Linked DNA regions of Mus musculus: region 1 is linked to region 2. Evidence: chromatin contacts called from ENCODE Hi-C data. All regions are on one chromosome and are shown on one strand. The core of a region is the stretch at or near the end of the contact, and the rest is flanking DNA. Distances in the headings are between cores, read along the strand shown.

Evidence for each region. Hi-C counts contacts between places; a loop is a spot of excess contacts on that map.
Region 1: a loop to region 2 is called in a map of regulatory T cell, with 7 times the contacts of the local background. The contact joins the promoter of Tbc1d22a here to the promoter of Mcat in region 2. A Hi-C loop is called at or near these places in 2 of 37 maps with a recorded cell type or tissue (T-helper 17 cell and regulatory T cell).

What each region holds. Positions count from the first base shown.
Region 1 is chr15:86,210,413-86,215,709 of GRCm38, reverse strand. It overlaps Tbc1d22a (TBC1 domain family, member 22a), which reads right to left and starts at 1,251. Exons shown (of 13, transcript NM_145476.2): 1 at 1,074-1,251. The coding sequence starts at 1,135. It overlaps Gm22818 (a small nuclear RNA gene), which reads left to right and starts at 3,053; the gene lies at 3,053-3,156.
Region 2 is chr15:83,553,978-83,559,555 of GRCm38, reverse strand. It overlaps Mcat (malonyl CoA:ACP acyltransferase (mitochondrial)), which reads left to right and starts at 3,845. Exons shown (of 4, transcript NM_001030014.2): 1 at 3,845-4,285. The coding sequence starts at 3,869.

The sequences.
Region 1 (5,297 bases), core at 2-2,501, 2.7 Mb before region 2:
ATAATAGCTTTTATAAAAGTTCTTAACTATTCAAGCAAGCCCAGTCCAGGTCCTGTAAAAAATACAGTGTCTGGGTACCTCTGAGGACTTCCTCCATCTCCCAAGTCACTGTGGCCCAGCAGTCAGTAACCCGTGCCAAGCCCCAGCCACTTTGAAAAGCACATTTTGTGGTTGAATACAGTGGATATCCGAGTTTACAAATTTAACATTCACACAATGGTGTCTCTTAGGAAGCACAGGAAGACAGACCATTTTCCGAGCTCACGAATGGTTCTACTTAAGTTACCTCAATGTCAAAACCTTCAGGACTGGAGAGGTGGCTAATGTTAGAATCTTAAATTTCATATCTGAGACTTTGGCTAGAAAACAGAATAAACTATGTTTGAAATCTTGTGATGGAGTTTTCTGAAATACATTTCCGGGTACTGTCTCTTCACTCCCTAAGACCTAGAGAGGCATCAGGCCACATAACCAATCACAGAAGGACTTTGGAGCTCGATAGCTTCCAGACTGCACCCAGGTGTTTTTATTATTATTCTGTGTTTCCTGTTGCTGTCAAAAGACCGGTGTCCAGAGGCCAGAAGGTGGGACCACAGAAATTCACAAGGCGCTTCCACGCTCAAAGGAAAAGCATCAGCCCACATGTGACAGACGAAAACCCAAGTGCTCAAACCACTATGCACCCCGAAGAGACCGACCTCCCCTGCAGGCACTGCCTCTCCCTGGCCAGTTTCCTGACTCAACCAAACTCTCCAGGGCATGACCTGGGTCAGTTTCTTCCAGCTTCCCCAGGGAGTCATGGAGTTTCGCAGGAGAGAACCTGCCTGCCAGGCTCTGGAAGCACTTGGGGCAGCTCCTCGTCCTCCTTGCTCATTGGTACGGCCACTGTCACCTTTCATTTCCCACACGCCCACTGCCGACCCCGACTCCCCTAGCCCCTCACATAGCCCAACAGTCTCCTAGGAGCCAGGTTCTCCTCCCCAGACTCCTACGCCACCCGCACTGCAACGGGACAGCACGGCCACCTGACCTCTGACCCCTGACCCCGACCGGGTCCTCCCCGTCACACCCACCTGCCCGGGACCTTGCTGTTGCTGCGCTTCCAGAACTGCTTCCTGGCCCCGTCGCTGGCCATGGCCGCTCCTCATCCCTCAGATCCGCAACCCTGACACCCGAGAGCGGTCGGCCACACCTCCAGCGGCCCTCTCCTGTGCCCCGGCGGCCCCCTCAGAGACACCAGGACTCCGAAGCGTAGAGCCGAGAGGCGCTTCCGCCTCCGTCCGGAAGTTGTGACTCGGCGATTCCGGAAGTCCCGCCTTCGTTTCGGGCAGTGCTTGACGCCATGAGAAGGCGACGCTGGGATATGTGCGTGGCTGTAGCGCAGGGAGGAAAGCGGAGTCTGCGAGCTGCGTATGTTCTGGCGGCGCTGAGAGCGCTCGGGTCGAGCGGCACGGACTGAGGTCTCTGGATCCCGGCCTCTGATCCCCGGCCATGAACTCCGGAGCCGCGTGCGTCTGGGGTCCGAGTCGGTCTTATTTGCTCGCAGCCAACCAGCAAGTACCGAGAACCAGAAGGAGCACAGGCAGATCGGGACCCTGCTGCGGGCGGACAGGCGAGCGGGAGGATGGAGAGCTTCTCCCGCTGTAGTGTGGTCCAAGCCTCATCGCCAGGGCATTGACCCCGGATCAGTAAACACTGCACAGTGAGGTGAAGGAAGCGACTTCCACCGGAGCACATCTGAAGCGATGGCGGGGATCTGCCTGGGCTTCAGCTGAAAAACGAATAGGCACGGAGACACGAAGACTTCATCTTGCCGGCGCTTGCGTGCTTCCAAGACCGCAGTAAAGTGTGCTTAATTGTAAGATACATTCAAGATCCAAAAATCTTAATACGGAAATGTTAATTATAAGTTTACATTAAATGATACTTTATATATATTGGGTTCTGTAGAATATATTGTTATGTTTACTTTCACTTTTTGCTGTGTAGTGTAGCTACTTGAAATTACTTACGTGATTGGTGTAAAATTTCTATGATCTTAGACTCAAGGGTGAGAGGCTGGCATCTCAGGCCGGAGCTTTAGTGAAACACTGGTAATGCCAACTTGTGGCCTTTACTACTGAGAAACATATTCACGACAGCTGTCTCGTGCACTTTTTCTGCTTTTGATATGGTCTTCCTGTTTAACCCAGGCCCTGACTATATTCTCAAGACCCAGACTTCTAGACATATTGAAAGTGGTGTTGGGTTAGCACATGGTGGATGCAAGAAATCACACTAAAGAACCTTATATAGCTTAGCCCAGTTGTATGCCAGACTTATCCTCAGTACTCAGAGCAGGGTCAATGGCCTAGAGCCCTGTATCTCAACTTTGTTCCCATTCTTTAAGAGTAAAGCCTTCTGCAGCTCCTTTTAGACTGCAGCAGCTACCTGACTCCACTTTGACTCTGCAGAAAGGGGTGGCACCTGTTCCTCTTCATTTCCTGCACAGCCGGAGCCTTAGGAACTGAAATAGTACATCCCAAATGTTTGCTGTCTGGATGACAATACCGGGCTCTCTAGGAATCCCTTTTGACACAAGCATAGAAACTTCAGGAAATACCAGGGACAATGTCAACAGGTCCTAGGTGACCCCTTCAGGCACAACTTATGGAACATAGCCTTGGCTTCTCCTTGGAATCCTACTTCTAATAATCCTTAGAATTTGAGAGACCTAGCAAAACTAAGATTAATAATCATGTCCTAGCACTGCCTCGAGAGCTCTTTGAAATAAAACTTTAGTGGTACATAGCTATGGCCCAGCTTCTCAAGAGGGAGGCAGGAGAATGGAAATTAAAAATTGGGTGCTATGGGGCTGGTGAGATGGCTCAGTGGGTAAGAGCACCCGACTGCTCTTCTGAAGGTCCGAAGTTCAAATCCCAGCAACCACATGGTGGCTCACAACCACCCGTAATGAGATCTGATGCCCTCTTCTGGTGTGTCTGAAGACAGCTACAGTGTACTTACATATAATAAATAAATAAATCTAAAAAAAAAAAAAAAAAAAAATTGGGTGCTCACTTCAGTGGTATACCTACTAAAATTGGAATAATACAGAGATTAGCATGGTCCTTACAAAAGGATGACACACAAACCGGTAATATGTTCGTGTGTGTGTGTGTGTGTGTGTGTGTGTGTGTGTGTGTGTGTGTGTGTTAGGCAGCAGCCAGTAGTCAACCCTAGATGTCTATGTAGACATGGTGGGAAATGGCCCTCACAGACAGCACAATCTGCTGACATCTTGGTTTCAGGACCCAAAAAGGGGAAACATTTCCACCTCCTTAGGCTACTACGGATGTCACAGGAAACTGACACAGTCCCAGTCTCTTCGGTGTGACCCCACATTACCAAAGCCAGCCTTCTTTCCTCTCGGCTTTCTTGCTGGGTTGCATATCAGGCACTTTTGAGAGCAGCTCCCATGTTACAGAGCTGATGAGGAGTCCTGTGACCTGCTGGAGGATGCTGCTGAGGACTGCACAGGGGAGAGGCAGGGCGCTGATGAGAGCCTGTGCAGCCTCTGTGCTGCGTGCAAGTCCTGTAGCCCTCCCCCAGGGTAGTGTTTCTGGTTTTGGTGACAGTCTGGAAGTCTCCCTGAAGGAGAGTGTGCAGAGGTGTGCCCCATTCCTTCCTGAGTTGTTCAGTGTAGGTTTGTCTCACCTACAGCCCCAGATACTTGAGAGGCGGGATGGGAGGATCAGACCAGCCAGGAACACAGCCAGGCTCTGTCTTCCTCTCCACTCGGGCGAGAAGTTAGACACAGCAGTCGGACCACAGCCTCCCGTCTTTGATTCCTGTGGCTTACCAACTTACTTACCTCTTACTCTACCTGCTCTCATCAATTGCCTAGGCTTCTAGGGACTCTCCCTTTCTCTGCCCACCCAGCACGGACGTTCTAGGGCACACCAGGATTCTACATGATGCTAGGGATGCAAACCCAGGTCCATATGCTTATGCCACAGACAGACACTTTCTATGAGCCACCTCACCACCCCAGTGTATCATGTTTTTTAAATAAAACCTGAGCATCATTGGCATAGGTGTATAATCCCAGCCATCAGAGGCTGCAGATAAAAGATCCTCAAGTTTAAGATCAGCTTGGGGTTTATAAGGAGACCTCTGAAAAGAATTAAAATATGCATAGTAAAGGCTGGGGACTTAGTGGTAACAATGCTTACCTAGCATATGTGTGTGGTGCCAGGAGGTGGGGAAGTCTTAAAATCCTCCCCTAGTGGAGTTCTAGAAGGCCATAGGGGCCAGGCCTGGTGGCATAAGCCTTTAATACCAGCACTTGGGAGGCAGAGACAGGAGGATCTCAGTAAGTTTAAAACCAACCTGGTCTACATAGACCCTGACTCAAAAAAAAAAAAAAAAAAAAAGTAGGCTCCAGAGCTCGATTCCTAATCTCAGCCATAAGACCTCACCAAGGATAGGGTCCCAGTAGCCTCAAGAGTCTCCTTCAGGCAATATCAAAGCCAGTCCTCTCCAGCTTAGTCTGGTCTATGCAAAGATTGAAAAAGCAAGGAGCCAACAGGAGTAGGAGGAAGAGTAGAGCAGAAGAAAGAAAGAAAATGTTGTGTAAGAGCACAGAGAGAATCCACTGCAGAGACAGGCTAGGTGTGACAATGGTGCCCTAAATTCAGCCGTCCGCAGCCGCTGTAGGCTTTCCTGCATACTGACTTGGGGGCAAGGAGTGAAGCCAAGATTACATCTGTCTGCATCCCAAGGTTATGTCCGGTCTGTGTCGTCTCACTCAGACACTATACTAAAGAATGAGACAGACTGGTTGAAAGGCCAGGGGCAAACAACCCCCTAGTAATCGGGGCCAGCACTATCATGACTGACAGTCACCAAGACAAAGCCAAGGTAGGGAGTATTTAGAAATGGCTGTAGGAAGGGCAGAAATGGGATTCAAAAGGAGAATGTAGGAAGATAGGTTTAAAAGTTACAGCAGTGTGGGGTTGGGATTGGGACCTGTGCAAGAACCAGACTGGACAGAGTCCCAAATGCCTGAGGTAAGAAATCTGTTCAGATGGAACTGTTTGAGGAGGAAGACAGAGCCTGGCTGTGTTCCTCAGGCTACTCTGATCCTCCCACTCCCCCTCTCAAGTATATCAGACTCTAGGTGAGGCAAACAGTTGCTGCTCAGTAGCTGTAAGAGGTGCAGACAAGCAGATGAAAAGCAGGAGTACACTGCTTGACAAGGAAAAGACTGAAGACAACTGCAAAGGCCAAGACAGATGAAAATGTGGGTTTGTAAA
Region 2 (5,578 bases), core at 2,596-5,095:
TGACTGCCCAGCCACTGGGGAGGCAGAATGTGGGGAGTTTGACTGCACTGCCTGGAGGGAAGCACCAAGACACTGCTCAGGGGTGGGAAAGCTCTGAGATGTGGGGAAGACGGAGCTGGTTTGGGGGTCCGGAGCTGGTTTGGGAGTCCCAGGCCTGTGACGAGGCCGGGGCCATGGGTTTCTCAGATTCATCCAGATGCCACTAGGAGTCTCTGAAGAGCAGAGAACAGAGTAGGGGTGGGACTTGGACTGGGGACAGCATCTACCAGGGCCAGGGGTGGAGGGAGCCCCCGCTTGTCCCATGAGTGATTGTCCTTAGCTTGGTGGAGGCAGTCTGGGTGGCAGTTGGAGCTGGGAGCACAGAAAGGCCTTCTAAGGGAGATTAGGCTGCAGCTCTGTAGACAAAGGTCTTCTTCATGGCTCCCCATGGCAGATCTTGATGAAAAAGACAGTCCATGGTTCTAAACAGTTTATTAGTTGTTCATGGTGAAAAATGGCCCAAGCCCACTTCTCAGGGTAGGCCTGAGATTGAATACCTTTTGCAGGGAGGAATGTCTGGAAAGGGAAGCTTATTGGCTAAGCCCTCTGGTCCTCTAGGTACCTCATTGGCATGGAGAACTCAGTTCTGGGCCTACATGACCACAGGTCATGTTTCCTTATGTAAGGAGCGTGACATGTGTTTCAGGCTGGGAATCTGGCAGAGAGCTGGGAGTCACCTAACACTCAGGTGTGTGCCCAAGAGTTTCTGGGTCTCAACCTGCTCTACTTTATCAAACTTCCTGGCATGGTTTTACATCCCACATCACTCTGTAAACAGAGGTGGCCTTGAACTCACAGAGATCTGCTTGCCTCTGCTTCCTGAGTGCTGGGATTAAAGACATACACGGCCACTGTCAGGCAGGAATTTACATCTTCCAAAGATTCCTTTGGAACAGGGAGACAGCGCAGTCAGTAAAGCATTTGCTGCACGAGTTTGAGGACCTCACTTCAGATATCCAGAGTCCGTGTAAATAGCCAGGGGTGGGAGAGCGCACCTGCAATGCTAGCATTTGAGGGGAAGCGTCACGAGCATCTCTGGAACCCACTGGCTAGCCCTGCTGGATGAACCAATGAGTGCCAGGTTCGGTGAGAGACCCTGTTGCAAAAAAGTAAGGTGGCGAATGATAGAGGAAGACCATCAATATTGACTCCTTGTCTCTGCATCCATGTACACATGCATGTGTGCACACACCGCCATGTGCACAGATTCCACTCAAGCATACACATAGGAACAAATGTGAAAACAGAACAGTCCTTGGCTGGGTATTTCTGGACCCTAGGCCAAAGAGCCCTGCACTGTTTTCTGGTCATGTTTTGCACAGTGAATCTGCTCTAGTGGGATTATGACCTTTTCCTTATCCAAAGCAAAACCTCGAGGCTAGAAAATGATGGCTCAGCAACTGAGAGTGCTTGTTGATCTGGCAGAGGACCTGAGCTCCATTCCCAGCACTCCCATCAGGTGGCTCAAAACCACCTATAGCTCCAGATCCAGAGGATCCAACAGCCTGCAAGCCCCCGCACATATACAGATAATTAAAGATAAAAAGTAGGGCTGGCAAGATGGCTCAGCGGGTAAGAACACTGACTGCTCTTCCGAAGGTCCTGAGTTCAATTTCCAGCAACCACATGGTGGCTCACAACCACCCATAATAAGATCTAACGCCCTCTTCTGGTGCATCTGGAGCAAGCAGAGCCAACCAGAGTGAGCAGAGGTCCTAAAAATTCAATTACCAACAACCACATGAAGGCTGACAACCATGTTCAGCTACAGTGTATCCATATCAATCAATCAATAAATCAATAAATCTTTTTTTAAAAAGATAAAAAGTAGCCATGTGTGATGGGCACCTTTGGCCACATCACACAGGAGGCAGAGGCAGGCAGATCTCCAAGAGTTGGAGGCCAGCCTAGTCTACATAGTGAGTTCTAGGCTGGCTACATAGTGAGGTTCTACCCACCTATTTCTCTCTCTCTCTCTCTCTCTCTCTCTCTCTCTCTCTCTCTCACACACACACACACACACACACACACACACACATGCACACACACACACATGTGAAAACATAAAATAAGAAAACAAGACTGAACAGCCTGAAAGCCTGAAACACTTATTTGATTTTCTTCAAACTCAGTGAAATATGTTTGATGATGTGGAGTACTGAGAGGCACATCCTCTCTGATACATCAAATTCCTATATTGAGCCTTAATCCCCAGGGTGAAGGCATTTAGAGGAATCTAGAGGACACCTGGAGGGTCAGGGTGATTAAGTAGAGGTGGGACCTTCATGAATTAGATGAATACCCTTATTAGAAAACACCCCCCCCATCTATCATGTGGGGATATTAATAGTTTTTCCCCACTGATGAAATAATCCAACTCAAGCCCAATTAAAAGTATAAAAGCTGGTTTATTGTGGGCAGCTCTCGAACAGGTTCACCGGTCTCAGAAAACGAGGCCAGGGAAATCGCCATGTAGACAGGGAGGCAAAGATGGGGGAGCAGAAAGAGAAAGAGGAAACATTCTGAACAAAGAGGGAATGCAAAGACGGAGAGAGCTGGGGTGGCTGTAACACACCTGGCACAGCTGGCTAAGGCCGGTAATGAGGTAAGCAGTTGCTAGGTCCCTGAGTGAAGGCCAGTGGAACTGCCTGTATACTAACAGAGTTAGGGCTAGGGCACCCGGGTTTGGATACAGAAGAGTTAGTTATCTGCAAGCCATGAAACAGATTCTTTCCAGACACTGAATCTGCAAGTGCTGAGCTTGATCTTGGACTTTTCAGCCTCAAGAACTCTGACATATAATTTCGATTATTAAGCCCTTAAGTCTATGGCATTGGTATGCCAGCCAGAGCAAACTGAGACATACCTCCAAATAGATCTTCTCATTGTAAAGGCTGTGGTGAGTATTGAGGTGGGGGCGGGGATGGATTTCCTGGGCACCTTAGCAGAGACTGGCAGGAAATGAGAACAGATCAGAGTTCTGGAAAAGGGGTGCAGGGCTCAGGTAAGGATCAGTGTGACCCAGACTCACAATAGCTCTCAGAGACTGCATAAGCACAACTTCCAGTGCCATTCTGTGACTAACCATATAGTACACAATCTTTACGACGTTTGTCTCCTTGTTTGTAAACTGAGGATTTATTTATTTATTGAGACAGAGCTTCTCTGAGTGTGTGTGTGTATGTTTGTTTGAGTGTGTGTGTGTATGTGTTTGTTTGTTTGTTTGTTGAGATAGGGTTTCTCTGAGTAGCCCTGGCTGTCCTGGAACTGCTCTGTGGACGATGCTGGCCTCGAACTCAGATCCGCCTGCCTCTGCCTTCAAAATGCTGGAATTAAAGGTGCGCCACTACCACTCGGCTATAAACTGTGGAATTTAAAAAGCGAATCTGACTTGTACTTGGTTCCACCGCACGGAGATTTACTAGCTTCCTATTATGATTTGGACACCTCGCTGTGCTTTGTAGGCAACAAGAACTATTTGCTTAGTACGGTTGGCAGAATCATGGGCAAAACCAAGCCAACCACAGCACTTTCACGGTCTACTGGACGGTGGTGCACAATTTAGTACGTAGATACCTATTGAAGGCTCACTATGGAAGCTATCTGCGGTTCCTGGTTGGAGATGTTTAAGGAAACGCACGGACCACTCCAGGACCGACATGCAACTGCAAATAGTTTGAGAGCTGGTAAAGATGAGTAGGTAACATAGGAACGTTTTTTTACTGGCTGCCTAGATGACCCGACAGGAAATACAGGAAGGACCGCCCCGCTGCGCAGCCGCAGTGCGTCTCAGCCGCAGCGATAACGACCACCGGCTCTGCGCGTCGCAATGAGCGCTCGGGTAGCTCGGGCCGGGTGGGCCTGGCGCTCCTGGGGCCGCCGCGCCGCCTCGAGCCTCCGGGAGCCGCCGCCGGACGCCGTGGACGTGGCGGAGCTGCTGCGGGACTCCAGCGTGGCCGAGGAGGGAGCCCAGGAGGCGGTGGCGCGGCGGCGGCCACCTTCACAGTGCTCCGTGTTGCTCTTCCCCGGCCAGGGCTGCCAGGCGGTCGGCATGGGCAGCGGCCTGCTCCACCTCCCGCGTGTGCGGCAGCTCTACGAGGCCGCGCACCGGGTACTGGGCTACGATCTGCTGGAGCTGTGCCTGCGGGGGCCCCAGGAGGACCTGGACCGCACAGTGCATTGCCAGCCCGCCGTCTTTGTGGCTTCACTGGCCGCCGTGGAGAAGCTACATCATCTGCAGCCGGCGGTGAGCCGAGGAGCGAGCGCCGGACCCCGCCTTCTGGGTCTCAGGGTTCCTCAGTCTGGTTCTTATTGGTCCCCAATCTGGTCCTCGTTGATAGTATTCTAGACGCACTGCACAAAATGAGGATCCCTGCTCCAGGGGAGTTTGCATCTTAGACGACACAGACACTTCACACTTAATGCACCGAGTTAACATATCACATTAAAGATGAATGCGTTGGGCTAGAGGATCTTGGTTCGGTTCCTAGCACTCATGTGGTAGGTTCACAACCATCCATAACTCCAGTTCCATGGGATCTGATGCTATTTTATGGCCTCTGCGGGTATCAGGTATGTGCACCATGTGCACAAAACATATAAACAGGCAAAACATTCAAACACATAAATTGCTTTATTTTGGTTTTTTTCTAGACAAGGTTTTTCTGTGTAACAGCCCTGTATATCTTGAACTCGCTTTGTACACCATACTGGCCTCAAACTCGCGGAGATCCTTTTGCCTCTGCCTACCAAGTGCTGAGACCAAAGGCATGTGCCACCACACCTGGCCACACACATAAATTTTTTAAAAAGGATTTATTTATTTATTTAATGTATGTGAGTACACTGTAGCTGTACAGATGGTTGTGAGCCTTCATATGGTTGTTGAAAATTGAATTTAGGACCTCTGCTGGCTCCAGTTGGCCCTGCTCGCTCTGGCCCAAGGATCTATTTATTATTATAAATAAGTACACTGTAGCTGTCTTCAGACACACCAGAAGAGGGTGTCAGATCTCATTAATGGTGGTTGTGAGCCACCATGTGGTTGCTGGAATTTGACCTCAGGGCCTTCAGAAGAACAGTCAGTGCTCTTACCTGCTGAGCCATCTCACCAGCCCCCACATAATTTTTTTTTTTTTTTTAATTTTTGAGAGGCTGGAGAGATTGCTCAGTGGTTAAGAGCACTGACTGTTCTTCCAGAGGATCCTGGTTCAATTCTCAGCATTCACATGACAGTTCACAACTGTCTATAACTCCAGTTACAGGAGATCTGGCACCCTCACACTGACATATATGTAATTAAAATACAATGCACATAAAAAGATTTTTTAAAAATTTGAAGATATGTGTCAGAGAAAGAAATACACAGTAGGGTAAGGGACTGTGATTTTAGATGAGTTTGAGTTGCTAGAATAGTTATTAAATGCTAAAGATTTATGTATGGTTATTTTGCAGGTATGTCTGTGTGTGACATGCATGTCTAGTGCCCCTAGGGGCCAGAAGGGGATACTGGACCTTTTGGATTTTTGAGTTAGAAACA